2 separate regions of the Homo sapiens genome follow, and region 2 is linked to region 1. A link is an interaction called in ENCODE POLR2A ChIA-PET data of the cell type or tissue named here. Cell type or tissue: GM12878. All regions are shown on one strand. Links, peaks and the distances in the headings refer to the core of each region. The heading gives the core; the rest is flanking DNA. Region 1 overlaps EEF2K (eukaryotic elongation factor 2 kinase). Region 2 holds the start of CDR2 (cerebellar degeneration related protein 2).

Region 1 (16,324 bases), core at 7,265-9,764:
GGGCTTGGCCAGGCTGGTTGCCTTCTGTTTGTTGATACGGGCCGATGTTAAGGCAGTGTGCTCATTTTGTGACAACTCAGCAAGCTGTACACTTTTCTGTGTATATTGTATATTACACTAAAACAAAGTTTCATAAAGCAATCCTAACTTCAATATGCAGGGAATACTCTATTTTCTAGTCTTTTATCTTTTTTTTTTTTTCTTCAAAAGCCTTTTTTGTATTTTTAGTAGAGACGGGTGTGGTGGCTTACGCCTATAATCCCAGCACTCTGGGCGGCCAAGGCAGGAGGATCATTTGAGCCCAGGAGTTTGAGACCAGCCTGGGCAACATAGTGGAACCCATGTCTCTATAAAAAATAAAAAAATTAGCCAGGAGTGGTGGTGTGTACTTGTGGTCCTGGCTACTTGGGAGGCTAAGGTGAGAGGATGGCTTGAGACCAGGAGGTCAAGGCTGCAGTGAGCTGTGACTGTGCCACTGTGCTCCTGGGCAATAGAGTGAGACCCTGTCTCAAAAAAAAAAAAAAAAAAATGCTGGCTACAACCAATAAATAAACAATAACAAAGAATCCCCCGAAGTTACAAAAATTAAATAAAGTGGGAGTGGGAGAGAAGGGTGCACAGACCAAAGTTAGCTGCAGAAAGTCTTTGCTCAGCCCTGTCCCCACGGGGCTCAACGCTCTGCTCACCTGAGATGCCATCTTGATCAGAACTTCATCATCCAGCCATTCCCCGGTGACGGCGTTGTACCTGCAGAGACCCATCCACCATGGGGCACAGCGTCCATCACGTGGTCCTGTTTCTCACTGGCTAAAGGTCAAAGACCCTTCTGGGCTCCCCACTGACCTCAGAACCAACCCACTCTCCACCTTGGCCCATAGCCCAGCCAACCTCCTGGGTTGGGTTGGAGACACTGTCCCTCCCTCCCACGTCCCAACACACTGGTCTCAATCCTTTCCTCAAACCCACTGTTCCCTCTCTACCATGTCCCCCATTTCCATATCCCCAGCACTCACTGCTGTGCTGTTTACTGGCTTGTTCTGCATCTGGGGCTCCCACTGGACTGTAACCCCACAAAAGCAGACCCATGTCTGTCTTAGTCACCAGGACCCAGTGTGTGTGGATGCTTAATAAATATACATGGCCGGACTTGGTGGTTCACGCCCGTAATCCCAGCACTTTGGGAGGCTGGGGCAGGCGGATCATGAGGTCAGGAGTTCGAGATCAGCCTGACCAACAAGGTGAAACTCTGCCTGCACTAAAAATACAAAAATTAGCCGAGCATGGTGGTGCATGCCTGTAATCCCAGCTACTCAGGAGGCTGAGGCAGGAGAATCGCTTGAACCCGGGAGGCGGAGGTCACAGTGAGCCGAGATTGCACCATTGCACTCCAGCCTGGGTGACAGAGCGAGACTCTGTCTCAAAAGATAAAAAATAAAAATAAAAATAAAAATAAAAATAAATACATACATAAAATAAATATACAAGGTGGATGAATGACTGAATAAATAATATGCTGATCATAACTGGTCTCCGTAACAAACGGCATGGCCCAGGGAGGGGAGGTGGTGGTGGTGCCCTCGATCTTGCCAGGCAGCTGGGCACATCTCCCGAGAAGTAACAGCCGCACACAGTGGAGGGTAAGGGTCCCGTCTCTGAGTCTAGACAGGAGAAGGGCTGCCGGTGTACGGGTAGAAAGGAGTGATCTCTTTCCTCCCCATCATAAGGGTCATGGACAACCAGTTTTATGTGACACGGAAGCCTTCAGAATGAAGACTCAAAGATACAGAAGAACCAATCCGATTTTATGCTGAGGTTCAGTGAAGCAGGGATGGCGTGAAGCAATGTGATTGGGCAAAAAGGAGATGAGCTAATGGTAACAGACTGAGTTGGCCAGCAAGGCCTGTTGCGATTCTTCTTGGCCACTCTGTTATAGCATTTCCTTCTCTTGTGTATGGAGTAGGACCCCTTTGGAATGAGGGTCTCATTCCATAATTTATTTATGGCCAGCTATTGCACAGAAAATTCATGTAAGGTTAGAGAATTTTTTTTTTTTTTTGACACAGAATCTCCCCATCACCCAGGCTGGAGTGCAGTGGAGCAATCTTGGCTCACTACAACCTCCGCTTCTTGGGTTCAAGCAGTTCTCCTGCTCCAGCCTTCCGAGTAGCTGGGATTACAGGTGTGCCTGCCACCATACCCAGCTAATTTTTTTTTTTGTATTTTTGTAGAGATGGAGTTTCACCATGTTGGCCAGGCTGATCTTGAACTCCTGGCCTCAAGTGATCCACCTGCTTCAGCCTCCCAAAGTGCTGGGATTACAGGCGTTAGCCACTGCGCCTGGCCTAGAGTAATATTTTTAAGCTTTATGGCTGGCTTTGGGAAAAAGGGGTTCTAGTTTCTATGACTGGTAGTGGGCAAGGGCAATTCTAGTTTCTTTTTTTTTTTTTTTTTTTTTTTTTTTTTTGAGATGGAGTCTCGCTCTGTCACCCAGGCTGGAGTGCAGTGGGGCGAACTCAGCTCACTGCAACCTCTGTCTCCTGGGTTCAAGCGATTCTCCTGCCTTAGCCTCCTGAGTAGCTGGGATTACAGGCGCATGCCACCGTGCCCAACTAATTTTTGTATTTTTAGTAGAGATGGGGTTTCATCACATTGGCCAGGCTGGTCTCAAACTCCTGATCTCATGATCCGCCTGCCTCAGCCTCCCAAAGTGTTGGGATTACAGGCGTGAGCCATCGCACCCGGCCAATTCTAGTTTCAATGGCTTGCTTAAGGAGACAACAAGGGGTGAGAGACAGGAGGGCAGGAGATGATCAGAGAGGGGCTATTTCTGAAGCCTTCACTTTGGGGTATCATTTTCTGAGCCCCAGTACCAGGTTGTGTGATGGTAAATATATATTTTGTTTTAGATTCCATTTCCTGGCATGCAACTCTGAAAGTCCTTGGAATCTCCAAAGTGACGTCTTTTTTTTTTTTTTTTTTTTTTTTTAAGACTGAGTCTCACTCTGTCACCCAGGCTGGAGTGTAGTGGCACGATCTCAGCTCACTGCAACCTCTGTCTCCCAGGGTTCAAGCAAGTCTCCTGCCTCAGCCTCCTGAGTAGCTGGGATTACAGGCGCCTACCACCACACCCGGCTAAATTTTTAGAAGAGATGGGGTTTCACCATGTTGGTCAGGCTGGTCTCGAACTCCTGACCTCAAGTGATCCACTCACCTCGGCCTCCCAAAGTGCTGGGATTACAGGCATGAGCCACCATGCCCAGTCTTCTTCTGTACCCTTTGTAACATCCTTTATAATAAACCAGTAAATATGAGTAAGTGTTTCCCTGAGTTCCGTGAGCTGCTCCAGCAAGTTAATCAAACCCAAGGAGGGGTTCATGGGAACCCTGATTTATAGCTGGTCAGAAGCACAGGTGAAACCACTTCGGGCTTGCGATCAGCAGTGAAAGTCGGGGACGGTCTTGTAGGACTGAGCCTCCAACCTGTGGGATCTGATGCTATCTCCAGGTAGATGGTGTCAGAATTGAATTGAATCATAGGATACCCAACTCAAAACTCCTCTAATTCCTTCAATTAGAGGAACAGAATTAGACGCACATCTGCTGGTGTCCACTGCAGAGCTGATTACTTGCTTGTGGGTGGGGAGAAACCGCCACACATTTTGAGCTCACAGAAGCATTCTGTGTTGTAAGGGTACAGTAGGTTAAATTAAGTTTGTTTTTGTCACAGATAGGTGCATACCTAAGGCAGAGAGAGCTTGGAGAGGGTTCAGGGAACATTTCCATCTCTCCTTTCCCAGAGTAAATCAGCCCCTGGGCCTGGCCAGGCCTCACACAAGTTTGCCTGGTGGAAATCTCCTCAGCTCAATGGATCCCTAAAGTTTGAAACCTCCCTCCGGGCTGAGGTGTTCTTAACTCTAGTTGGAGGTTTCCCTTAGCGCACCTCTCAGCCGGGGCAGACTCCAGAACACCCCACCCTCGGTGAGAACAGGTTTCCCAGAGCCTGATGCCTCCACCGGGAAAAACAAGCAGAGGCCTGGCAGGTTAACCTCCCCTAGGCTCAGAGGGAGGAAAGCTCTCCAGAGCTGCACAGTTTGCACCGGCCCAGGGCAAGTATAGTTGATGCTTGAATGACATGGGTTTGAAGTGCGTGGGTCTACTTATAAATGGACTTTCTTCAATCAATATATTGGAAAATGTTTCAGAGATTTGCAACAATTTTATTTTATTTTATTTTTGACATGGAGTGTTACTCTGACGCCCAGGTTGGAGTGCAGCAGTGCTATATCAGCTCACTGCAACCTCCACTTCCTGAGTTCAAGCGATTCTCCTGCCTCAGCCTCCTGAGTAGCTGGGATTACAGGTGCCAGCCACCACGCTTGGCTATGGCTAATTTTTGTATTTTTAGTAGAGATGGGGTTTCACCATGTCGGCCAGGCTGGTCTTGAACTCCTGACCTCAAGTGATCTGCCCACCTCAGCCTCCCAAAGTGCTGGGATTACAGGTGAGAGCCACCTCACCCGGCCAGAGATCTGCAACAATTTAAAAAAACTAGCTCAGTCTAGCCTGTCTAATAGGTACCTTGTGAGAACCACGAGAAGGATTCAGTGAGGTAATGCACCGGGCCTTAAGCACGCATTAGCATGCCAATATTAGCTGCTGTTATGATTACTCCCTTCCCCTGACCCCCAAGAGTACTTAGGCCTCACTGATTGGGAACAGAAGCTGGACGTATAGCCCCCAGGACTCCTCGAGACCCCACACAAGCTGCTGACCTGTGTCGAGTAGCACGTTCGGTGGCAATATCTTCCAGGTGGAACTCAGCCCAGGGGTCGGGCATGTGCTTGGCCTTCTGGATTGCGTGCTTCCAGGCTTCCTGTGGAAGGCAAAGGAGAAGGTAGGAACATCAGGCCCAGGTCAGGGGCTTTGGGGACAGCGTGGACTCCTCCTGCCCTGTTATTTCCTCTGGAGAGGCAGACAGTATCAGGACAGAGAGAGACTCCTGTCTAGTAGCCTTTCAGGAACACAGTCCCCAAAAGAACCTATCTGCACTCACAGGCACAGCCTCCCTGTGGGCAGAAATGGCACATCTTAACTACACAACGCTTGGATCAAAGAGTTGAGAATGAAAATAGGATACCATTCCCCCATTCAGGTTGGCTAACATTTCATTATATATATATTATATAGGATATACACACACACACACACACACACACACACACACACACACACAATACATATATAGAAACAGAATATAACGTATATATATATATAGAAACAGAGTCTCACTCTGTCACCCAGGCTGGAGTGCAGTGATGTGATCTTGGCTCGCTGCAACCTCCACCTCCCGGGTTCAAGCAATTCTCATGCCTCAGCCTCCCAAGTAGCTGAGATTATAGGCGCCCGCCACCACGCACTGCTACTTTTTGCATTTTTTGGTAGAAACAAGGTTTCACCACATTGGCCTGGCTGGTCTCGAACTCCTGACCTCAAGTGATCCACCCGCCTTGGCCTCCCAAAGTGCTGACATTACAGGCGTGAGCCACTGTGCCCGGCCTCTTTTTTTTTTTTTTTTTTTTTGAGACAGGGTCTTACTTTGTCGCCGAGGCTGGAGTGCAGTGGTGCAATCTCGGCTCACTGCAACCTCTGCCTCCTGGATTCAAGCGATCCTCCCACCTCAGCCTTGGGAGTAGCTGGACCTACAGGTGCACACCACTATACCTGGCTAATTTTTGTACTTTTTGGTAGAGACGGGGTTTCGTCATGTTGGCCAGGCTGGTGTCAAACTCCTGACCTCAAGTGATCCACCAGCCTCGGCCTCCCAAAGTGCTGGGATTACAGCAGGCTGGCAATTATTTTAATGAGATGAAACATTTTAGCGAGTGCTGGCCCGGATATCAGGGAACGGGTACCCTCACACACCATCGGGGGTATAAAACTTTTCTAGGCTGGGCTGGGTGCAGTGGCTCGTGCCTGTAATCCCAGCATTTTGGGAGGCCGAGGCAGGTGGTTTACCTGAGGTCAAGAGTTTGAGACCAGTGTGGCCAACACGGTGAAACCCTGTCTCTACTAAAAATACAAAAATTAGCTGGGCATGGTGGCACACGCTTGTAATCCCAGCTACTTGGGAGGCTGAGAGAGGAGAATCGCTTGAACCCAGGAGGCAGAGGTTGTAGTGAGCCGAGATTGTGCCATTGCACTCCAGCCTGAGTGACAGAGGGAGACCCTGTCTCAGAAAAAAAAAAAAAAAAAAAATAGGCTGCATCTCTGGTGGAGATTCTTGACCTTACCAGACCCAATGACCTCTTTTTATAATAAATATTATATAACACCCCATTTTACTGCCCTATGTGAAATTCATAGATAACATAAATTTCTAAGCTCAGAGCTAGAACCATGCCAAAGATATGTTGCCTTTTTTATTTTTTATTTTTTTTTCAAGAGACGGGGTCTCACCCTGTCCCCAGGCCGGAGTGCAGTGGCATGATCACGGCTCAGGTGATCCTCTCGCCTCAGCCTCCTGAGTAGCTAGGACCCCAGGCTGAGCCACCATACCTGGTTAATTTTTTAATTTTCTGTAGGGACAGGGTCTCACCATATTGCCCAGGCTGGTCTTGAACTTCAAGCGATCCTCCCACCTCAGCCTCCCAAAGGATACGCCGCCTTTACACATAACATAGCATTTAACTCTGGCCTCAGATAATTATGAAACGATTCCCATGAGCTGTTCCAAGATCTTGTGGGATGCAGGAAAATTCATCGTGCAGAACAGCCCTGTTTCAGGGTTGCTGGCATTCCCGGCCTTCCCTAACTCTATGCCAGCAGTGCCCACCACCCCATCATTATGATGGCCCAAAAGAACTCCCAAATCTATCAAAACCTATTGAGAGTAGCCAGGCATGGTGGCTCACGCCTGTAATCCCAGCACTTTGGGAGGCCGAGGCAGATGGATCATCCAAGGTCAGGAGCTCGAGACCAGCCTGGCCAACGTGGTGAAACCCCGTCTCTACTTTAAAAAAAAAAAAAGCTGGGTGCATACGTGTAATCCCAGATACTCGGGAGGCTGAGGCAGGAAAATCGCTTGAACCAGGAGGTGGAGGTTGCAGTGAATGGAGATCAGGCCACTGCACTCCAGCCTGGGTGACAGAGCAAGACTCTGTACCCAAAAAAAAGAGTCCAGCTTCCCAAGGACTCAGCCCAAACAGGGCTTCACCTCATCCCCAGCACTGGGTCCTGCTCAAAATAGAAGCAGCTCAGGCAGTGGAGCTGGGCCTTCCAATACACACACACAGAGCCCAGGCCTCTCACTCTCTCTAGGGCTTTCTTTTGTTTTTGGGTTTTTGTTTTGTTTTTTAAATAGGAATAAGGTCTCTCTCTGTTGTCCAGGCTACGTGGTGGTAGTGTGATCATAGCTCTCTGCAACCTCAAAACTCCTGGGCTCAAGCGATCTTCCTGCCTCAGCCTCCTGAGTAGCTGGGACTACACTTGTGTGTCACCATGCCCAGCTAATTTTTTTATTTTTATTTTTATTTTGCAGAGACCGGGTTGCACTACGTTTGTTGCCCAGGCTGGTCTCGAACTCCTGGCCTCAAGTGATCCTCCTGCCTCAACCTCCCAAGGAACTAGGATTACAGAGATGAGCTGCTGCACCTAGCCTGCTGGGGCTTTTTTACCTCTGCAGAGTTCAAAAAATAAAGCCTGTAATTCTTTTCTTCTATTTTGGTAGCTAATTTAGACTTAATTTAAAAGTTGGAGAATACAGAAGACAAAAGTCAAATCCACCATATACCATCCACTGGAGCAATGCCGTAGACTAATTCTTTTCCAGATCTTCTATATGTTTTTTTTTTTTTTTTTTTTTTTTTTGAGACAGTCTCCCTCTGTCACCCAGGCTAAAGTGCAGTGGGGTGATCTCAGCTCACTGCAACCTCCTGGGTTCAAGCAATTTTCCTGCCTCAGCCTCCTGAGTAGCTGGGATTACAGGCGTGAGCCAACATGCCTGGCTAATTTTTGTATTTTTAGTAGAGACGGGGTTTCACCATGTTGGCCAGGCTAGTCTCGAACTCCTGACCTCAGGTGATCCACCCGCCTTGGCCTCCCAAAGTGCTGGGATTACAGGCGTGGCCACCTTGCCCGGCCTACATGCATTTTTTAATAAGATTGGTATCATACCATAAAATATAATTCACCTCCTTACAGAAGAGTGGGTCAATGGGATTTTGTGCTTTATTTAGTGATCTCAATTTTTTTTTCTGATTCCAAAGTATGATCCACATCACATAAAAACTGCAAGCACTATAGAACTCTGAATTAGAAAGCGGAAGTCCTCCCTAATCCACTTCCTCTGAAAACCACAGCTGACAGTTGATGTAGACATTCTGCAAAATTTTTTCCTATGCCTCTGTGAACATAAACACATATTTAAGAGCAGTTTAGGCCGGGCGCGGTGGCTCACACCTGTAATCCCAGCACTTTGGGAGGCTGAGGCAGGCAGATCACAAGGTCAGGAGTTTGATACCAGCCTGGCCAACATGGTAAAACCCTGTCACTACTAAAAATACAAAAATTAGCCGGGCATGGTGGCACGAGCCTGTAATCCCAGCTACTTGGGAGGCTGAGGCAGGAGAATCGCTTGAACCCAGGAGGCGGAGGTTGCAGTGAGGCAAGAGAGCACAACTACACTCCAGCCTGGGCGACACAGTGAGACTCCATCTCAAAAAAATAAAAATAAAACAAAATAAAAAGAAAGAGCAATTGGACCACACCACATGTTCTGTTGTGCATCTGACTTTTCTTAATGTAAGATCTTGGACATCTTTCCATGTCATATGTGCAGACTGGCTGGGGTAACCTCCTTTCATTTCCAGAACTACCAGATATATAATTATATAAATGTACCTTAAGGTATTTGCCTAACCTCCAATTGAATAATGTTTGGGTTCCCTCCAACATTTCCTAGTACAAACAGTGCTGAAGTGAACATCTTCCTATCCAAATCTTGGGCGCTTGTGCAAGATCTCAGTAGTACATATTTTTTGGGAAATGTAACTGCTGGATCACATTTAAAATCTAGAAATGACTGAGTTCTCTGCCAAAAAATTTATCCCAAGTTATACTCCAAGAAGCAGTAAACAAATCACTAAAATTCTTTTGGCACAGACAGTACATCAGATAACTATAAAATTTATAAGTTATTTGCATCCTGCTTTAATAGTTGCATAATAATCTACTGTATAACTTTTTTGTTATTGACTTGATTATTCACCTGTTGCTCTCCACTGTTAGACTTCAAGCTTGTCACTGATTGCTCCCTGTTGTAAATAACCCCACAGCAGACATGTGTATGTCTAAAACATTTTTCTGAATTTCGGTCCCTGTACCTTTTTTTTTTTTTTTTTTTTGAGATGGAGTCTGGCTCTGTCACCAGGCTGGAGTGAAGTGGCATGATCTCGGCTCACTGCAACCTCTGCCTCCTGGGTTCAAGCGATTCTCCTGCCTCAGCCTCCTGAGCAGCTGGGACTACAGGCTTGCGCCACCACGCCCAGCTAATTATTGTATTTTTAGTAGAGACAGGGTTTCACCATGTTGGCCAGGATGGTCTCGATCTCTTGACCTTGTGATCCGCCTGCCTCGGCCTCCCAAAGTGCTGGGATTACAGGCATGAGCCTGGCCCCTGTACTTTTTCTCTTAAAGAGACAGGGTCTTGCTCTGTCACTCAGGCTGGAATGCAGTGGCATGATCACAGCTCACCGCAGCCTCAAACTCCTGGGTTCAAGTGATCCTCCTGCTTCAGCTTCCCGAATAGCTGGGATGACAGGCGCTTGCCATCATGCCTGGCTAATTTTTTAAATTTCTGTACAGACAGGATCTCGGTATGTTGCCCAGGCTGTTCTCAAACTTCTGGGCTCAAGTGATCCTCCTGCCTTGTCCTTCCAAAGCACTGGGATTACAGGCATGAGCCACCACGCCCAGCCCAATCCCCGTAACTTAAAGCACCAGTCTCAGCTCATATTCCGGCTGCTACAAATGGCAGGGACAGCCTTCGACCTCCACCTGTCAGGAGAGCCTGCAGGGTTGAGAATTCAGCAGGCCACCCTTCCAAGCATGTCTGTACAGGTGCCCTGTTCTCTGTCTACGACACACAATTCTCTGACAGTGCCTCTCTCAAACGACTCCGCCACTCCGTAAGCCACTAACAGGGACCGTCCCCATTCAGTGAAGATTAGCAACAGAAATTACCTCCTGGCTGGATGCCGTGGCACCAACCACAAAACAGGGAGGAAAGTACTGCAGAATTAGAGGGTGTGGTATTTCATAGAATAAAAATTACCTTTTTTCCAAACCCAGAACAGAGTCATGCCAGACCTTATTGGCAACAGGTGGGATTAATGCAACTGACTTTTTTTTTTTTAATAAGCACAGTATAAAAAGTACTGTACTAACATTCATGTCCCTGACTCTGGTTCCAGCTTACTGACTGGCTGTGGGAACCTCCATTTCCTTGTTTACAAACAAGGATGAAGAAGGTTTTGGCTGCTGGTGGTCCACTTTTTTGTGGCCCCTGCACCCAGGGTAGACACACTCCCACCAAAAACAGTGGCTCACTGGGGTGGCAGTGCTTATTATGGGTGACTCCTGCTGGAGCTACAAATCACCAGTAATGTTACCATCAGGTGGGGAATGGAAGCAGGTACTGCCATCTTTGAGAGCCACCTGGCAGTGGCTATGAACCTTCTTCTGCACCGACTTCTGACCCAGCCATTCCTATCACCTACCCAGGTGTGTCCAGGTAAGCTGGTCCAAGGATGATCAGTGCTTTTTTTTTTTTTTTTTTTCCTTTTTTCTTTTTTTTTGAGACCAGGTATTTATTACTTTGTTGCCTAGGCTGAAGTGCAGTGGTGGGATCATAGCTCACTGAAGCCTCCAACTCCTGGGCTCAACGAATCTTCTCAACTCAGCCTCCCAGGTAGCTGGGACTATGGGTGCTCACCATCATGCCCAGCTAATTTAAAAAATTGTGTGTGTGTAGAGATGACAGTCTCTCTATGTTGTCCAGGGTGGTCTTGAACTCTAGCCTCAAGGTCAGCACTTATAATGCCATAATGATCAGGCAGTACAAACTGCCCATCTGTAGGGGGATGATCACATACACTTGGTATACTCAAAATAAGATGCTAGCACGGGTGATCTTTGTATTCCCCCCGGGCAGGGAGTGGGGGACGTGGTCTCACTCTGTCGTCCAGGCTGGAGTGCAGTGGCGCCATCTCTGCTCACTGCAACCTCCGTCTCCTGGGTTCAAGCAATTTTGTCTCAGCTGCCTGAGTATCTGGGATTACAGGTGAGTGCCACCACACCCGGCTAATTTTTGTATTTTTAGTAGAGATCAGGTTTCACCATATTGGTCAGGCTGGTCTTGAACTCCTGGCCTCAGGTGATCCACTCACCTTGGCCTCCCAAAGTGCTGAGATTACAGGCGTGAGCCACCGCACCCAGCATGGGCAATTTCTAAGACCTATTGTTTAGGGGGGAAAAAAGCAAGTTACAGAACAATACAAACACTATGATACCACTTACTGGTGGCGGAAACCCACAAATCAATACCATGGATTTTCTAAGGATGTGTGTGTCTGTAGACATACACACAAATGTATACTTATATGCAAATGCACAAAAAGAGGTCTGAAAAGTAATTTATATGAAACTAATATAATTCTTATCTCTGGGAATAGAAAGGGATAAGAAGTTGCTCAAAGAGACCTCAGTTTATCTATGTTGTTTGCATTCTTTTTACAATGAGAATGTATTTAGGTAATGCCTGTGTAAATCAAAGTTAAGAAACAAAAATTACTGGGTTAGACGAGTTTTCTTCTTTTCTTTTTTTTTTTGAGACAGGGTTTCACTCTGTTGCGCAGCCTGCAGTGCAGTAATGGAATCATGGCTCACTGAAACCTCAACCTCCACCTCAACCTCCCGGGTAGCTGGGCCTATGGGCACACGCCACCACGCCTGGCTAATTTTTTGTATTTTTGTAGAGACAGAGTTTCACCATGTTGCCCAGGCTGGTCTCAAACTCCCGGACTCAAGTGATCCACCTGTCTTGGCCTCCCAAAGTGCTGGGATTACAGACATAAGCCACTGCGCCTGGCCAGGTTAGATGATTCTTAAGGCCGTGCCAGCTCTAATATCCTCTATTTCTAAGGATTCCGGAACTCAGTTGTTGAGTAGGTTAATTAATCTTACATAGAACAGAGGGCTATGGGCCGGGTGTGGTGGCTCATGCCTGTAATCCTAGCACTTTGGGAGGCCGACATAGGTGGAGCACTTGAGGCCAGGAGTTTGAGACCAGTCTGGTGAACATGGTGAAACCCCCTCTCTACAAAAAATATAAAAATTAGCTGGGCGTGGTGACGTGTGCCTGTGCTCCCAGCTACTCAGGAGGCTGAGGCATGAGAATCGCTTGAACCCAGGAGGTGGAGGTTGCAATGAGCTGAGATTGCACCACTGCACTACAGCCTGGGTGACAGAGCAAGACTCTGTCTCAAAAAAAAAAAAAAAAAAAAAAAAAAAAGAGGTCTGTGGATATTTCATAAAAAAAGGAAAACATAATTCTGGCTACAGAATAGAAAGGCTGTGGTTCTTCAAAGTCTGAGAGTACAAAATAAAAATAAATAATAGTGAAATCATAATAATTATATACCAGGAAAGGGAGATGGAAATAATAATAATGATTACTATAGTAATAATAATTTACTTCATCGAGTATGCCAGGAGTGAGGGTGGAGTGCCGGCAATGTGTTTGCAAATGTTTTGGCACGTGGGATGTTATCACTGTTGTTGCCAATTTTATATTACTGTTATTATTGCCATTATCACAGTAATCAAGGCCCCTGGTTACTTGAGGACACATCCAGTGACTCACCCAAGCCTTTATCACCTGTTACAGTCACTTCATGTTATAAAATCATTTTTTTCCCCATCATCACTTCTGCAGACTTTATGAAATACAGCTCAGAAGTCTAGGCAACATTGCGAAACCCTGCCTCTACTACAAATACAAAAAATTAGCCAGGCATGGTGCCATGCGCCTGTAGTAATAGCTACTCAGGAGGCTGAGGTGGAAGGATCACCTGAACCTGGGAAGTCGAGGCAAAAAAAAAAAAAAAGAAATACAACTCAGAGACAGCCCAACTACTCTCCCCTCCTGCAGAGCAGTAATGGGCTTAACCAAACTCAAGGGCTCAAATAAAAGAAGCGGGAAGAAGTGGGGGAACACAGTGAGGCTCTGGAATGGAAAGAGACCAACAGTGGTGTGTAGAGGCCACAATCTATGCCACATGCACTTAGAGGTTTGGTACAATTATCAGTGGAACCCAGCATGGAATACAGCAGCAAAAAACTGGAAACCAGGCACAGTGGTCATGCCTGTGATCCCAGCAATTTGGGAGGCCAAGGCAGGAGGATCACTTGACACTTGGAGTTCCAGAGCAGCCTGGGCAGCATAGCAAGACCCCATTTCTACAAAAAAAAAAATACAAAAATTAGCCAGGCGTGATGGCGCATGCCTTTAGTCCCAACTACCTGGGGAGCTGGGGTGGGAGGATCACTTGAGCTCAGGAGGTCGAGGCTACAGTGACCCATGATTGTGCCACTGCACTCCAGCCTGGGCAACAGCATGAGACCCTATCTCTTAAAAAACAAACAAACTGGCCAGACGCGGTGGCTCACGCCTGTAGTCTCAACACTTTGGGAGGCTGAGGCAGGCAGATCACCTGACGTCAGGAGTTCGAGACCAGCCTGACCAACATGGAGAAACCCCATCTCCACTAAAAAATGCAAAATTAGTCAGGCGTGGTGGTGCATGCCTGTAATCCCAGCTACTTGGGAGGCTGAAGCTGGAGAATCACTTGAACCCGAGAGGCAGAGGTTCCAGTGAGCTGAGATCGTGCCATTGCACTCCAGCCTGGGCAACAAGAGCGAAACTCCATCTCAAAAACAAACAAACGTGGAAACTGCCTAAGTATCCCACAAGAGGCAATGCTTAAAGAAACTGTGGTGTAGCCATACAATGGGCTGACAGAGCCATCAAGACACTACATCCATATTTACTGATCTGAAAAGACATGATGATTTCTTGCTTGCCGAAAAAAACTGGTTACTGAAGACATATATAGCATGATTCTACAGTAGCAACAAAATGTCCATATTTGTGTATATTTAAAGTGAAATACAGTAAAGTCTGAACTATACACTAAGATCTTAATAGCAAAATATCTGCACTTTTTTTTTTTTGAGACACAGTCTTGCTCTGTCTCCCAGGCTGGAGTGCAGTTGTACAATCTCAGCTCACTGCAATCTCTGCCTCCCAGGTTTAAACAATTCTTGCGCCTCAGCCTCCCCAGTAACTGGGACTACAGGTGTGCGCCCCCATGCCCGGCTAATTTTTTGTATTTTTAGTAGAGATGGGGTTTCACCATGTTGCCTGTAATCCCAGCTACTCAGGAGGCTGAGGCAAGAGAATCACTTGAACCTGGGAGGCAGAGGTTGCAGTGAGCAGAGATGGCACCACTGCACTCCAGCAGGGGCAACAGAGTGAAACCGCCCCTAAAAAAAAAAAAAAAAAAAAAAGCAACAAAAAACATTATGCTTAGCAAAAGAAGCCAGACATAAAAGGCCACATGTTGTATGATTCTATTTATGTAAAACGTCCAGAAAAGGCAAGTCCAGAGAGGCAGAAAGTGGACTGGTGTTTGCCTGGGGCTGGGTGGGATGTGTATATTAGAGCGTGATGGCTAAGGGGTATAGAATTTAGTTTTTGGGTAAAATGTTCTAAAAGTGGTTGTGGTGATGGATGCATAATTTTATGAATATACTCAAAGGCTTTGAATAGTACATTTTAAATGGGTAAATTGTATGGCATGTGAATTATATTTCCAAAAACTGCTAAAATTTTTTTTTTTTTTTCCTGTTGCCCAGGCTGGAGTGCAGTGGTGCGATCTTGGCTCACTGCAACCTCCGCCTCCCGGGTTCAAGTGATTCCCCTGCCTCAGCCTCCTGAGTAGCTGGGACTACAGTCTCACACCACCACGCCCAGATAATTTTTGTATTTTTAGTAGAGATGAAGTTTCACCATATTGGTCAGGCTGGTCTCCAACTCCTGACCTCAGGTGATCCACCAGCCTCGGCCTCCCAAGGCAATCATTATTCTTTGATCATGCTGTTAGAGCTGCCCTCAGTGGGTTACAAGTATGAGTGTAATCACCAAAGTTGGCCAAATAAGGGCATGGGAAGCAGGTGTACCCACCCATCATGGGGGGCACACACGATGGTGTAACCTCTTTGAGGAGCAACCGACAACACCTATCCCAGTTTAAACACACAAACGTTTTGCCTAGCCAGTTCACCTCTGGGGGGGGTCCTCTGGTGGGCACGCCCATTCATGGGTGCAAAGACACATGCACAAGGAAGTGCTGTTTGTGGCAGGACAAGACTGGAAATAACCTACATACCCTACAAGGAGGGGCTGGCTACATTTATTATGGTGCTTCCAACAATGAAATGATATTCAGCCATTAAATAACCAACAACAGGCTGGGCATGGTGGTGCATGCCTGTGGTCCCAGCTACTCGGGAGGCTGAGGTGGGAGGATCACTTGAGCCCAGGATTTCAATGCAGTGAGCTATGATCACACCACTGCACTTCTGCCTGGGCAACCCTATCTCAAAAGAAATTTTTTTAAATAAGGTGATCTATGTGTATTGATGTGGAATGAGCTCTGAGATATTCTCAGATCAGGAAAATATTTTTTTGCCAGGGGGCAGGGGAGAGGGTCTCGCTCTGTTGCCTAGGCTAAAGGGCAGTGGTGCAATCTCTCACTGCAGCCTCTGCCTCCCAGGTTCAAGTGATTCTCCTGCCTCAGCCTGTGGAGTAGCTGGGATTATAGGTGCCCACCTCCATGCCCGGCTATTTTTTTTTTTTTTGTATTTTTAGTAGAGACGGGGTTTCACCATGTTGGCCAGGGTGGTCTCGAACTCCTGACCTCAAGTGATCTACCTGCCTCGGCCGCCAAAAGTCCTAGGATTACAGACATGAGCCAGTGCACCTGGCTGAAAATAATATTTAAAAATAAAATTTCCCACCTTAATAACAAATTAAAAACATGTATTTGCTCCCTATGCTTATTCTAGAAAATGTAGAAATGACAGAGAAGGAGAAAAGGAACACAGTCCCTCCTAATCCAATCCAAAGACAATTCCTGCTGCCCTGGTGATGTGCTTCCCCTCAGGCCTTGGCTGTATGTGTACGTGCGAGTTTCACAGAGCTATAA
Region 2 (15,461 bases), core at 12,248-14,747, 130 kb before region 1:
CCAAGACACAAATTTAGCCTACCAAAACCTAGGGACTCTTGTTTCTTTTAGTTTTATTTCAGGCGTGCTAAAACAAGAAGCATGCTGCACCTTTCTAATCTGATCTATCACTAAGTTGCATGGCAGGTATTTGTAAACTTATAATTCTGCAAAAGGCCATAAGCTTTCTGAGAGTTGAATTCAATTTTTTTTTCAAAGATTTAAGTTAAGTACCCAGCCTGTCCGAAACATAAGAATATAAGGTTTCAATTGCATTATGAAAAACTCTACGGTCTGAACTTCGTGGCCAGGCACAGTGGCTCACGCCTGTAATCCCAGCACTTTGGGAGGCCGAGGTGGGCAGATCACTTGAGGTCAAGAGTTTGAGACCAGCCTGGCCAACATGGTGGAACCCCATCTCTACTAAAAATACAAAAATTAGCCGGGTGTGGTGGCAGGTGCCGGTAATCCCAGCTACTCAGGAGGCTGAGGCAGGAGAATGCTTGAAACTGAGAGGTGGAGGTTGCAATGAGCCAAGATCATGCCACTGCGCTCTAGCCTGGGCAACAGAGACACTGTTTCAAAAAAAAAAAAAAAAATTTAAAACATTAAAAATTTAAAAAAGTCTACATTCTGAACTTCTCTTTGTTTTTACATATTGCGTGAAGTAGAAATCTTTATTTCCTTCTGCAAAAGGAGCCATTAATATTTTCCTTTAGATTACTGTCATCCCAATTACAATGGCAGATACTATGAGATCCACCGTCACTGGGGCGGCAACGTCCTGGGTCCTAAGTCTGTGGCTCGTATCGCCAAGCTCGAAAGGGCAAAGGCTAAAGAACTTGCCACTAAACTGGGTTAAATGTACACTGTTAAGTTTTCTGTACATAAAAATAATTAAAATAATACAAATTTTCCTTAAAAATAGATTACTGTTATCATAGTAAATACTTATTTCTGTAAGTATCAAACTGAAAATCACCACTTACAATTTTTTTAAAGCCCCCATTGCTACCTAAAAACTCTCCTTACATGACTTTACTATAGCAATAAAACAAAAGAGAACAAGAGCATTTTATCTTTACAACCGAAGACAAAGGATTTCTGAATCTGATCTTATTTATCACAACATATTTTATAAAGAAAACTTATAAAGTTGGCCAGGCATGGTGACTCAGGCCTGCAATCCCAGCATTTTGGGAGGCCAAGACAGGCAGATTGTTTGAGCCCAGGAGTTCAAGACCAACCTGGGCAACATGGTGAAAACCTGTCTCAACAGAGAATACAAAAATTAGCCAGATGTGGTCGCACATGCCTGTAGTCCCAGCTACTAGGGAGGCTGAGGTAGGAGGATCACCTGAGCCCTGGGAGGTTGAAGCTTCAGTGAGCTGTGATAGCGCCACTGTACTCCAGCCTGGGTGACAGAGTGACATCTTGTCTCAAAAATAAACGAAGAAACAAACAAACAAAAAGAATTAAATAGTAGCAAAATGGTGCCATGGTTAGTTAGGCTGGGCAAGTTCATTAAATAATGGTGAATTATTATGAACACCATAAATTCTCCTTTTGGAATCAACTTGGGTGGTTATTTACTAACCTACTAAACCAAATAATATTAACGTCACTGAAGAGGTTACTTATGATTGCTTCTAAACCATGACTGAGTAGACTCTAAAAGAACAATGGAAACTTCACCAAATTTAGCACAGAAAACTGACACCAGTTTTTCAATGCAATTTTTGTTCAAGATTTTCCAGGGGAAAAGAAGTTTCCTTAAATAGTGTCCTTAAAAACAACCCAATAACACACCAAAAGACATAAAGTTTGTGGGTTTTTTTGCTTTTTTAAACTATCAATAACTTTATTTATTCACTTATTTATTTTTTTTGAGAGGAAGTCTCACTCTGTTGCCCAGGCTGGAGTGCGGTGGCATGATCTCGGCTCACTGCAACCTCTGCCTCCCGGGTTCAAGTGATTCTCCTGCCTTGGCCTCCCAAGTAGCTGGGATTCCAGGCATGCGCCACCATGCCCAGCTAATTTTTGTATTTTTAGTAGAGACGTGGTTTCACCATGTTGGCCAGGCTGGTCTCAAACTCCTGACCTCGTGATCTGCCCACCTAGGCCTCCCAAAGTGCTGAGATTACAGGCGTGAGCCACCACGCCTGACCCTCAAAAACTTTAATTCTCCATATCTTTCTTTTCTTTTCTTTTCTTTTTTAAAGGAGAATTGTTGACTGGGCGCGGTGGCTCACACCTGTAATCCTAGCACTTTGGGAGGCTGAGGCAGGCGGATCACTTGAGGCCAGGAGTTTGAGATCAGCCTGGCCAACATGGCTAAACCCTGACTCTACTTGAAACACAAAAACTAGCCGAATATGGTGGCACATGCCTGTAATTCCAGCTACTCAGGAGGCTGAGGCACGAGAATCACTTGAACCAGGGAGGTGGAGGTGACAGTGAGCAGAGATGGTGTCACTGCACTCCAGCCTGGGCCACATGGTGAGACTCTGAAAAAGAAAAAAAAAATGGAGAATTGTTAAAGAACATTTCAATATGCATTTGAAGTCAAAATGAGCTTCTGTTTTCGATGGAGCAAACAGCGGGCACTTTGAACCTTGCGAATCAGTGATAAGAATCGTGAAGGGGGCCGTGCACGGTGGCTCACACCTGTAATCCTAGCACTTTGGGAGGCTGAGGCTGGTGGATTGCCTGAGGTCAGGAGTTCAAGTCCAGCCTGGCCAACATGCTGAAACCCCATCTCTATTAAAAATTCAAAAATTAGCCAGGCGTGGTGGTGGGCGCCTTTAATCCCAGCTACTTGGGAGGCTGAGGCAGGAGAATCACTTGAACCCAGGAGGCGGAGGTTGCAGTGAGCCAAGATCACGCCATCGCACTCCAGCCTGGGTGACAAGCGTGAGACTCTCTCAAAAAAAAAAAAAAAAAAAATGCCCCTGCATGATTCTAGCCCTTTAGCTTCCACAAATCACCATTGCCAATTATTCCTAAATCCAACTTGCTATCTTTCCAAAGGGTTCTATCTTTAGTGATTAAGATAGTTTGTTTGAAGTGATCTTATTTCAACTCTGAATATCTCGATGGACAACTAGGGCAGTAGAAGAGGCTTTACAGGACCTCACTTTCTTTTCTTTCTTTCTTTTTTTTTTTTTTTTTTTGAGACAGAGTCTCACTCTATTGCCCAGGCTGGAGTACAGTGTCACGGTCTCGGATCACTGCAACCTCTGCCTCCAAGGTTCAAAGGATTCTTGTGTCTTGGCCTCCCATGTAGCTGGGATTACAGGCTTGCACCACCACTCCCGGCTAATTTTTGTATTTTTAGTAGAGATGGGCCACCTTATTGGCCAGGCTGGTCTTGAACTCCCAACCTCAGGTGATCTGCCTGCCTCAGCCTCCCAAAGAGCTGGGATTACGGCATGAGCCACTGTACACAGCCTTTTTTTTTTTTTTTTTTTTTTTTTTTTTTGAGACAGGGTCTTGCTCTGCTGTCACCTATCATAGCTCATCGTAACCTCAAACTCCTGGACTCAAGCAATTCTCTCACCTCAGCCCCCCAAGTAGCTGGGACTACAGGTGTGCCAGTAACATTTTGCCTTTTTGAAGAAAGGGATTTGTGAGTTTACCATTCCTCTTTTATTATTATTATTACTTTCTAACAGTGTTATTCCTTCTACATTTTTTGCTTGGCATCCTACTGTAAGAAAGTTTTCTTTTCTCTCCCATTTATTTATGTCAGTATGGACTCATGGATTCTTTCCTTTTTATTCAATGGGTTATAATCCATTACTATGATTATTTATTGTGATGCTCATAATTGGTCCTCAAGGGTACCTGCACTTCTACAGTATAGGTCACAAGAACACAGCCTTACATTTAAAATGAGCACAAAATACTTGCTTTCAGGGTCTCTCTGATTCAGATAGCTCTGTGAGCAAGGCAAACAATCATCTTTCCTGTAAACTGTTTGCTAAAAGGCTTCTCTGCTGGTACTGAGTATGGCGAGAACTCTAGGTTTTCTCACTCTAGGTCCCTTGTGCTTTCCACTCTATTCAGCAGTCTCCTTTAAGGACTGAAGGGTAAAACTTCAGGTAACAACTCCACAGTGGGAGGTCTTGTCCTTGGCAAGACTTCTCCAGAGTAGCCTACAGCCTATGTGTAAGGTAACCCTGGAGTCAAGTGCTGTTTGATACAGCATCAGCGTGAGGTTAGGTTATGCTGGTTTGAGCAAAGATGGGAGGCAGAGAGACACCCTGAATTTTATTACCCACAAGAATTATTCAGGATGAGTTTTTCCCCCCTTCCAAATTACCCAAGTCTTTTTTTATACAGAAAGACAAAAAAAGTAGCTTGAGTCTATAATTCCTTCCCTACAATTTCCCTTATTTTTAATGTGCAAGTAACTAAAAAAGCAAGATCACAGAAGGGTTTATAACAAAAAGCCAAAGTCCCCAGCCTCAAATCACTCCTCCTCTTAGGAAAACTTTTTTTTTTTGTTTGGTTTTTGAGACGCAGTTTTTGCCCAGGCTGGAGTGCAATGGCGCAATCTCGGCTCACTGCAACTTCCACCTCCCGGGTTTCAAGCAATTCTCCTGCCTCAGCCTTCCAAGTAGTTGGGATTACAGGCATGCGCCACCACGCCCAGCTAATTTTGTATTTTTAGTAGAGATGGGGTTTCTCCATGTTGGTCAGGCTGGCCTCGAACTCTCGACCTCAGGTGATCCGCCCGCCTCGGCCTCCCAAAATGCTGGGATTACAGGCGTGAGCCACCGTGTCCAGCCTCGGAAAACTCTTAATTGCTTCCCATTTTTAGTTCTGGCAGCTCTCTCCATATTTGTGGAAACTATTCATTGGATTATCAATGTAAGGTATTATCTGTCGACTCACTTCTAAAATAGATCAGGATTTAACACTCCTCTCCACCTCTTCCCTCTCTCTGAATTTCTAACAGTTTATTACCTCATGTTCTAGAGATAATCTTTCAATTGTATACTTAAACCTCGATTTTTTTTTGTTTCGTTGCTCAAAGTTAGTTAGATATTGGCCCTGTTGTCTTCCATCAGCTGCACCTTTACCTTTACGTCAAGGTTGAGAACATTGACCTTCAGGTCTGTCATCCTGCTTAAGAGTTTCCGTGCTTTGTCTGCAAGATGGTGCTTAAAGCTTTACCTAGGAGCAGTATTTGCTGGGTTATGTCGGTGGAGGACAGCGTGCTCTGCCTCGCTGGCTACTAAGTGCTGGAGCTGCAGCCTGTCCCCTCCAGGTGCAATGTCACGTCCCCAGATGCTTAACTTGTGGTCTAGGGGTACCTTTTAAAAATCGTTGCAACACTGCTTACAATTTTCGCCCTCCAAGTGGACAGCTTCGGGCATCCCTCACCGCCCCAGATTCTCAAGGGGGTCTGGTGCCCACCGTTTTATGTAGCGTGAGTTTAATTCCCAGGGCTCAGATGTCAAGGAGACAAGAGCTACCGCTCAGTGGGCGTTTTCTCAACCCAAACTCCCGATCGACCTCGAGTCTCCCCGCCGGACCCGGAGCAAATCTCAGAGTCAAGATGCGAGAAGGGGTGGCCGGGCGGCGGACCTCAGGCTTCCGGCACCCTTGCGCTTCCCGCCGGCACGAAGGACTCCCCTGGACAACCGCCCGCCTCTCAGAGGCCGGAGTCCTAGGCCCTCCGGCCTGCGTTGCCTGTCCACAGACGCGCCGGCCTCGGGACACCCACCACAGGGGTAAGACGCGCCTCTGCCAGCTCCCCAGCCCGAAACCCAGAACGCCCTCCTAGGAGCCTCACAGCGCAGATCAGGGGACGGGCTTTCGGCCGCACCCCTTCACTCTTTCCCCGCCTTCTTTGTTTATTCCGGACCCACCATTGGCTGCTTGCCCTCGATACCGGGCGAGCCGCCGGTCTTTGGAGAGAGGCGATTGGACGAAGTCCCTGCCGCTCGGCCAGCAGCCCGCTCGCGATTGGTTGAGGCGCCGCCGGGGGTTTGAATCGCATCCCCGGCCGGGGAGGGTTCTGCCAAAGTGCCACGTTGGGCCCGGCGGCGGCGTGAAGACTGGCGGCTGCGTGAGACTCCGGCTCCAGGCGTTCGCACCGTAATGCCCGGCCGTTGGGGCCGTCGGTAGGCGCGAGGCGAGTCGAGGCAGCCGGCCGGTCGGCGGCCGCCGGCGGGAACGGGGCTGAGGCGGCGCAGCGGAGTCTGGGCGGCGGCGCGTCCCGCCCGAGGGCGGCTCTGGCTGAGGGCGGAGGGGCCGGGGAAGAGCCCGGGGCAGCGGCTGAGGCGGGACGGCGGCGGGGGCCGCTGCCCCTAGAAGACCCAGCCGAGATGCTGGCGGAAAACCTGGTAGAGGAGTTTGAGATGAAGGAGGACGAGCCGTGGTACGACCACCAGGACCTCCAGCAAGGTGAGGGCGGGGGCGCCCCGCGGGCGGGCGGCGGCCTGGCCCGGGAGGCCCCCGCTGCGAAACTGTTAAAAAGTTGCTTTTTGTGGCGGCGGAGGATGCAGGTGCCGGGAAGGGCTCAGGCTCACCTGGCGGCTGGGCCGGCCGTGCCCGCGGATCCCGCCCGCAGGAAGCCTCGGCACGGGGCCCACGGCCTTGCTAATGCGCAGTTGAATATCAGCCCCGAGGCGCGTGGGGGCCAGGGACGAGCCAGGCACCGTTTTAAGCGCTTTCCGTGGATTAGCTAGTTTAATCCTCACTGCATTCCTCCGAGGCAGACCCGGGTGAGCCAGTGTGTCCCGCAGTAAGTGGCATAGCCCGAGAAGCCGCCCCGTCGCAGGCTGTCTAGCCCAGCGCCTTTCATGGCCAGCGTGGAGGGCCGGCTGCTGCAGGTGGTAGTTGTTTTGCGGCGTAGCGGGAGCTGTGCGCTCCGCACCGTAACTCCAGGAGACAGTAACTTTTTAAAAATTAATGTTTGAGGGTACATGGTAGGTGTATATATTTGTGGGGTACATGAGATGTTTGGATACAGGCACGCAGTGTGAAATAAGCACGTGATGGAGAACGGGGCGTCCATCCCAGCATTTATCCATTGAGGTACAAACAATCCAATTACACACTTTTGTTATCCCATTTTCCATATGAGGAAAGCGGAGATTAAAACGGTAAAGTGGCTTGCCTAAAGCTAAGTGTGGGAGGGAGTGTTTTTTGAACCCACACACTCAGAAGAAGAGTTGTAGTCACTGCTCAAACCCCATCTCTTCCTTACCATCCTAGTTTACAGTTTTTTTCAGTTGGGCGTTAAGCTGTTAGGCATAGTTCACCAGATGCCAATTGAAACGACAGAAGAAAGAGCGCATCTATCTCTGCCACTTTTCTTCAGTTTGCACGCCAGCTTTCACTTAGAAACAGGCCTGCCGATGGTGTCTCCAGAGAACAATCGTAGAGTAGCCCACTCTTTGGGGCCAGTGGGGCCCCTGTTTTTCTTATACTAATAGCAGGAGCTAGCAGTTGGGGAACACTTTTTATGTGCCTAACACTGATAGGCCCATAACACAGTTGCTCATTTAATTCTCCCAGTAACACAATAGAGGTAGTAATGTTGGGGAGTGCTAGGGTTCTCCTTAAGACTCCAGAGCAAACGTTCTTAACCGCTATACTGAGTACTGAACAATCCTCAGGAATTTTTCCAGGCATCTTCAGTTTCTGCAATTCTGTGTAAATGCTCTCAGCTCTAATCTTGCAATGAAAATTAACATCTCATTTAGTTGAATATTAAATGATCATGTTGCTTGTTCATGCTAACCACTGAACATGGCAGAAGAAAAGAATGTAGACCTGAATAACTCAGAAAAGGAAAATAAAATGAGCACCTCTTTTGGAGGAAGATAATTTCTTAAATTAACATGCAATCACTTTAACCAAAGTAATTCACCTTTATTACACTTACAGAGTCCAAGCTACTTAGTGGTTGCAGTGCAGTGTTTGGCACCATCTTCTTTATGTCCAAGAGACAAATTTATTATACATATTAACAAACCTGTTTTCAGATTTCCCCGTAAGGATTGATGGCCTAGTTTGATAGTTTCTCCAGGATTTGTGAGGCAACCACTGTACCACTGCAGTACTTCCCTATAATTTAATTTGTATCATCACAACTAAATATTTCTCTTTCCTGTATTTAAGAAGCATTAATCTTTAAGGGCATAGAGGGGGCAGGTTCTTTTTTCTTGTGTTTCCAGCATCTAGCATAATACTTGGCACATACTGGAAGCTCGATTTTAATATTTGTTGAACTGCACTGAAGCACTCGCACAGAATTGTTTTCATGGCTCTCTTCCATCAGGTGCCTTAGTCCACGCTGCATTCTCCCGCTGTGGGAGGTTGTTAGGAACAACAGCTGTAACACTTCAATCTACCGAGCAGCAAGTGCAACGTGTCAGGGTTACACGAGGAATTCTCTTTAACCTCTGATCAAAATAAAGTCATCAGCTCTTCAAGTTTAACCTTAAAAACACAGGTCTGGGCTGGGCGCAGTGACTCATGCCTGTAATCCTAGCACTTTGGGAGGCCGAGGCGGGCATATAACCTGAGGCCAGGAATTCGAGACCAGCCTGGCCAACATGGTGAAACTCCATCTCCACTAAAAATACAAAATTAGGTGGGTGTGGTGGCAGGCCCCTGTAATCCCAGCTACTCGGGAGGCTGAGGCAGGAGAATTGCTTGAAACTGGGAGGCGGAGTTGCAGTGAGCTGAGATCGTGCTATTGCACTCCAGCCTGGATGACAAGAACGAAACTCCCTCTCAAAACACACACACACACACACACACACACACACACACACATATCTGAACCTCTTTACTGCCAGTTGCATTTCTGTGTTTTTCAAAGGGCTGTTACGTTATCACAGTGGACTTTGACTTAACCCTCTGTGTCATAACCAACTATATGGAGTACGAGTAGAAGATGTGAAATTCCAACAATTGTAACTTGTGAATATGGCCTGTCAAAGAATAAAGGCTACAGTGTGAATAAAAGGGTATCCTTTCCCCAGTTTTGCTAAGTTATATGTTAACTCCTAAACTTTTAACAGATTTTAAAACTTGTTCATTTCTCAAAAATGTATTATCTGCTCTTTGCCAGGTATTCGCCTGGGCCCTGGGGCCACAGCACCTCCCCACATGAGTGGATAGGTAGGATTCCTACTCCCATAGAGTGAATGTTCCAGGAATCTGTTCACTAGAGAAGCCTGGAGGTGCCGCCTCATGGGATGTGCCCACTACAGCGCCTCGTACATTGTAGGCCCTCAGTAGACACTTGCTGCTGAATTAAGTTTGGGAGCAGGTCTGTCCTGTTAAACAGATTATTCAGCAAGTCTAGTGGGATTTTATGTGCAGGCATCTGTCCGTTTTTTAACATCCTCATTATTATTACTGAGCAAGGCTTATTTGGAGAGAACTGCTTAAAACTTTTTTTTTTTTTTTGAGGTGGAGTCTCGCTCTGTCCCCAGGCTGGAGTGCAGTGGCACGCTCTTGGCTCACTGCAATCTCCGCCTCCCGCGTTCAAGCCATTTTCCTGCCTCAGCCTCCCAAGTAGCTGGGATTACAGACACGTGCCACCACACCCAGCTAATTTTTGTATTTTTAGTAGAGACGGGGTTTCCCCATGTTAGCCAGGATGGTCTCAATCTCCTGACCTCGTGATTTACCCGCCTCGGCCTCCCAAAGTGCTGGGATTACAGGCGTGAACCACCGCACCTGGCTGGAAAACAACTTTTAATGATCCTGTTCTCAGTATCTTACAACTATAGAATGTTTTCCTTTAGCAGTAGTAAGCCATGCTCTGAATAGATTGAATCTTTGTATCAAAGTTTCCTAGGGTATCCGTTTTTAAATTGAAATTGCTGGAAATTTCTAACCTCAGTAAACTCTGGTCTACTATTCATACCTTGTTAGAAACATGTAAAGCTTTTGTGTAGGCAGGAGGAGAAAACCCTTTGCTGTTACAAAACTCTTTGATGAAGAGACTGTCTTTTGTCAGAGAGCTGAGTTGGCTCAGTAGGAATACTGACAATAATCTCTGTGGGTAAGATCTTTTCTGGGACAGCAGGAGCCTTCAGTGCAGGTAATGATGGTGCTTGCTTTGAAACATGCCCCTGAGAACAAGGTGGAAAGACTTCAGAGACTGGATTTTCTTTTAAACCAGCTGCTATTGTCATTTGGTGAGCTGTGCAAACTTAGAATAAGGATTCAGGTTTCTGTTATGTGGATCAGTAAATGAACTCTTAGTTTAAAGGAATCCTAAAATTGCAGGATGAGTACATCCTCCTTGTGTACAACTATTTTGCTGAATCACTGTTTGGAGGGTTATTAAAACTGACAACATCATTTTTCTTGATATTTATATTCAGGTTTTCTGCTTTCCCAATTATAGTAACATTGGCAACAGGAGTTAAACAGAAGCATCACTAAATGACGCATTTGACTTTGTAATAGGAAAAACTTTCAGCCTTACTGTTAGTGAATTACTCCTACAGACTACAGCTGCCAGTACTAATTTTTTGCCTAAAGCATAGAGCTGAGTATCTGTTTAAAGCTAACAGTTTACACCATTAAAAATATATTATTACCTGCAAAGACTCATTAGTGAAAGAATATTCAACATATGAAGGTATTGATATGTTGAAATTCTCAAGCCTGCAATAAATCTACAGTATTTTTAGTAGTTGCCTAAACCAGGCCAGTTCAATAGGATTTAGAGAAGACCCTCTTAATGAAAATTCATTTTGTAATCCTGTAGAGATGAACAGGTGTATAAGGCTTCGAAACTATATTATTTCCTTTTCTTTTGTGCCTTAATTAAAACTATAAGGGACATTCAATATTCTATTCCCTCCACTAATTATTTAGAAAACTTTCTTGGGCTTACTGCCAGCTTTTGGCCTCTTTTGGTTATGGAAGCCAGCTGCTACTCAACAGGAAATGAACTTTTTTTAAAGACAAAGTCCGGTGTCTTTAAGCTAACAGATGAAGTAATATCCTGTTATACAGTGTGACTTCACAGGAGCTTTCTTGTAGTTGGGACTTGTTAAAATTCTATCCTTAACAGCCTATAAATATTTAGGAGATCGAGACTTCAGGTTTCTGAGCCAGGCTGGTGCTTTGTTTTACTGGAAATAAGGTTTGAGATAAGGACAAGTCTCAAATTCTTTTTTGTTTGCTATCTACTAAAGAGTGCTGTCCTTGGTATCTCTTTCTGCAGGAGCAGGGAAGAGGTTCCTGGCTACTCTTAAGTAGCACAGGTAGTTCCATAACTGAATGAAAGTGGTGATAGTCTCAAGACAGTCTGGATTCTGGGAGAGGTTTCAGCCCAGTTGGGTTTTGTTTTTTTTCTTTTTTTTTTTTTTCCTGCTAAGAGACAAGGTCTTGCTATGTTGCCCATGCTGGTCTCGAACTCTTGGCCTCAAACAGTCCTCCTGCCTTGGCGTCCCAAAGTGCTGAGATTACAGGTGTGAGCCACCACACCCGGTCCTTGGCTCAGGCTTTGATTGCTGGTTAAGAGCATCTTTGGTGAATCTGAGCCTTCCCAGTGAGGAATTACCACTTCACACATTTAAGAAGGAAAGACTTAAGTAATACCTAGGTAATGTTTTTATACTTTGTCTTTAATACAGTGTGGTAGCTTCCATATGGGTCTATGTATACACATTACACACTCTGTGAGTACAAAATCATTTTTTCTGGAACATGTTGAGCCATACATAGTTCCTTTTTCATTTGGTGAAAACAGGGTATTAACTTGCCTGGGGTTGTATGTGCTTTCACTAGCAGAGCAGGCAATAAAAACCCAAATAGTTGAACTCTAATTTCTCATTGCAATCTGTGAAAACAAGTAGAAGAAATTAAGTACCTCAACAAGGGGAACATTTGTATTCTCTACCTTAAAGAAGCCTGCGGACCTCTCTTTCAATTGCCTTAAAACTCTGCAGATGAAGATAACAAAGAATCGTGATGAGAGTGAGAGTGAGAACCTGTTGACCTAAGAGTTTCTGTTTGATCTGTGACTCACCTTGGAGCTTGATTAGGTCAATTAACAGTTTTGTGCTTCAGGCTGTCTCATCTGAGAAACTGGACTAAATACCTTTAAAGATATAAAGACTAATGTCTCTAGAAAACAAAAAGTAGGCTGGGGGCAGTGGCTCATGCCTATAATCCCCAGCACTTGGGGAGGCCGCGGTGGGCGGATCACTTGAGGTCAGGATTTCGAGACCAGCCTGGCCAGCATAGTGAAACCCCATCTCTACTAACAATACAAAAATTAGCCAGGTGTGGTGGTGGGTGCCTGTAATCCCAGCTACTCAGGAGGCTGAGGCAGGAGAATCACTTGAATCCAGGAGGCAGAGGTTGCAGTGAGCCGAGATCGCACCACTGCCCTCCAGCCTGGGTGACAAGAGTGAGAGACTCCATCTCAAAAAAAATAAATAAATAATGACAAGAAAAAGACTAATGTCTCTTAAATGCTTTGAGCTATTTGTAAAAGTTCTGTGTTTTGTAAATACAAGTTATTTCATAGATTTAATGGAAGTCTTTATTTTTTATTTTTTTATTTTTGAGACAGGGCCTCACTGTATTTTTGGTAGAGATGTAATTTCACCATGTTGCCCTGGCTGGTCTCGAACTTCTGAGCTCAAGCAGTCCATCTGGTTCACCCTCCCAAAATGCTGGGATTATAGGCATGACCCACTGCACCTGGCCTCTAAAGTCTTAATGAATGTAATGACTAATAGACATTGTTAGTTTTGAAATCACAAGAGAATGTATTTTAGCACCTATCTACCAACAGTATACTGTTTTATTTTAAATGGGTGTAAAATGTTTTTAAATGATCTGGAGTTGGGTGTGGTAGGTTTTGCTGCTTTTTCCAGAGTGAAAACTAACCAAGTAGAATACTAATTATGCACTTGAGTGGACATTACAACAACTAATGCTGTTGTTACCATTTACTCAATGCTAAGTTTTACTATGAGTAGTGGTGGATAGCCATTAAGCCTTATTTGTCAACCTCTAAAAATTAAGTTTAAAAATCATTATGTAGTGAGTTTCCTTGTTTTTATGATAAATTTTTTTCATAATACTTTTATGACAATAACTGAGGCTACTTTCCATCATACCTAGAATAAAATTTAAACTTTACCTACCATGGGCTATAAAATCCTATATGATCTGATCCCTCATGCTTCTATCATACTGGCTGCTTGTCAGGTTGTAGAATATGCCAAATTCATGGCAAGTTCTTCATCCTTCAAGCTTCAGCTAAAAGGTCTTGTCAGACCTTCCTTATGACCTCCCTTTCTAAATTGGGCCCTAGGCTGGGCACAGTGGCTCATGCCTGTAATCCCAACATTTTGGGAGGCTGATGTGGGAGGATGTGTTGAGGCCAGAAGTTTGAGATCATCCTGGGCAGCATTGTAAGACCCTGTCTCTACAATAAATCAGTAAGTAAGTAAGCTGGGTTTGGTAGTGCATGCCTGTAGTCCCAGCTGTTTGGCAGGCTGAGGCAGGAAGATCACTTGAGCCCAGGAATCCAAGGCTACAGTCAGCCATGAGTGCACCACTGCACTCCAGCATGGCAACAGAGCGAGACCGTGCCTAATAAAGAGACAGAAAAAGAAAGCCCTTTGTTCATTATCACCAAATCCAGGTTTTTCTCCCCCGCTTTATCTTTTAGACTTTATATTGAATTGGTCAACAAATCCTTTAGCTTTACTTTCAAAACATGTCAGAATTCTGCCCCTCCTCTCCCATCTTCATCTCTGCCACCCTGGTCCAAGCCACCATCATCTCTCACCCAGACGATTGCAGTATCTTTCTGTCACTCTGCTCCCACCTTTGTCCCATTCACCCTGTATAACAGCAGCCGGAGTGATCCTGTTAAACCTCCATTGGATTCCTTCATTTGGAGTAAAGGCCAAACTCTTGACCTCTTTAGTTAGGCCCTCCGCAAACTGGCCATCTTGGAGCCCCTCTGATTTGAGTCTTCCCCCTCCCCTCCCTGCCCAATACATTCTGCTCCACCCTCCTCAGCCTCCTTAATGACTCAGTCATGCTTCCTCCCAGGTGCTTTGCACTTGCCTTGCCTCTGCCTGGAGTGCTGTTTCCCTGATGGATACACATGGGTCACTTATTCTGTTCCTTCACACATTGATTCTAATGTGGCCCTGGTCACATGTTCTTAAATTTCAGCCTCCCACATCCACACTCCTCCTGTACTTCTTCCTTGCTTTATTTTTTTCTCTTTAGCATTTATCGCTATCAAGTTTTATTGTGCTGTTTCTCCCAGTAGAATATAAGCTCCATGAGGGCAGGGATATTTTTTTAATGTGAGTTCCTTATGGCTCCTGGGCACCATCCCAGTGCCTAGAATAGTGTCTGATATTATTGAGTATATGCATGCATGCATGAATACTGTTTATCACAGTATGTGAGTTTAGTTACTCATTTGTCTGGCTTCCTCCACTAATCTGGGAATGTCAGCAAAGCAGGACTTCATTTTATTCACTGTTCTATAGCTAATGCTTAGCATAGTGCCTGGCAACAAAAACATTCATTTGTGAATCAATGACTATTAATAGTACTTTGCGTGCGTATTGCAACTTAGTTTGTAAAGTACTCCTTTATGTATTATTTCATTTGATTTTCACAATCTTATATTGATAAGACAGTCATCTCTCTAAACAAGAATACTAACTATAGGGGCCTTAAAGTCACCATATTGAAAGTGTTCTGGTAAATGATAGAACTGGGCCTGAGACTTACCTGCCCAGAGTGCAGTGCATTTCCCACTGTATCAAAGGACTGCTCCATAAGATTTACTATGCAAAGAAGTATTTCAATGACGTATGTTACAACTAGTGTCCTTTCTTATATTGTTAACTAAATTTTCATTTCTGGGAGTTGAGTATAATATAAACAAATCCTGTTTTATGGGCATTATACCTAAGAATAGAGAGAGTTGAAAAATGAGGTTTAAAATAAAATATGGTTCTGTGCTAAATGGAAGTATGAGCTACTGACATGTAATTACCTCAAAAACCACATTTCTGTTTTGCTTTTCTAGTTGCTCATCTTACAGAAGGACACGAAGAGAAGTAGAGTGACCTGGGGCAGTGTTCTTAATGCTGATGTATTTTTCCTTTTCTTGACTTAATAAATTTTAGTCCCCTTAGGAGTCCAGGATATATGACAATAAACTTTAACAGTTGTATTCACAGCAGGCAAATTCATGGGAACTTTAAAGATTTTTGAAAGCTCCACCTATACCTTGGCTCAAGGGTCCATTCAAAAAAGTAGACTGTCAGGATATGAATACATTCATTGTACTAGCAAATAGGATTTTAGAAGTAACACTGCGGAATGATCATTCCTGAACAAATAACTGCATCTCCATAAAGTAGATGACCATTTTTCACTTCTTACAAGTATGGGTACATAAGAGAATACATTACCTGCTGGAGGCGTCAGTTTAACTG

The links. Peaks named below come from ENCODE experiments on the same cell type or tissue, not always from the same donor. Only the 100,000 strongest peaks of a DNase experiment are listed, where the experiment ranks them.
Region 2: POLR2A ChIA-PET joins it to region 1 with 7 read pairs; 7 of 35 experiments call an interaction of 5 or more read pairs at or near these places.

The regions. Positions count from the first base shown.
Region 1 is chr16:22,233,178-22,249,501 of GRCh38, reverse strand. EEF2K (eukaryotic elongation factor 2 kinase) reads right to left here. Exons shown (of 18, transcript NM_013302.5): 3 at 4,772-4,872; 4 at 687-747. Among named protein-coding and RNA genes, the nearest start is that of EEF2K, 35 kb to the right of the region's middle. In GM12878, for the core only: no CTCF peak of the experiment used is centred there; a DNase peak (open chromatin) is centred at 8,341; H3K27ac peaks cover 337 bases.
Region 2 is chr16:22,365,166-22,380,626 of GRCh38, reverse strand. CDR2 (cerebellar degeneration related protein 2) reads left to right here and starts at 6,008. Exons shown (of 5, transcript NM_001802.2): 1 at 6,008-6,396. The coding sequence starts at 6,318. It overlaps CDR2-DT (CDR2 divergent transcript), which reads right to left and starts at 5,740. Exons shown (of 3, transcript NR_148970.1): 1 at 5,404-5,740; 2 at 5,067-5,300; 3 at 2,447-2,486. RefSeq lists enhancers at 5,236-5,285, 5,626-5,705 and a silencer at 6,246-6,475. In GM12878, for the core only: no CTCF peak of the experiment used is centred there; no DNase peak of the experiment used is centred there.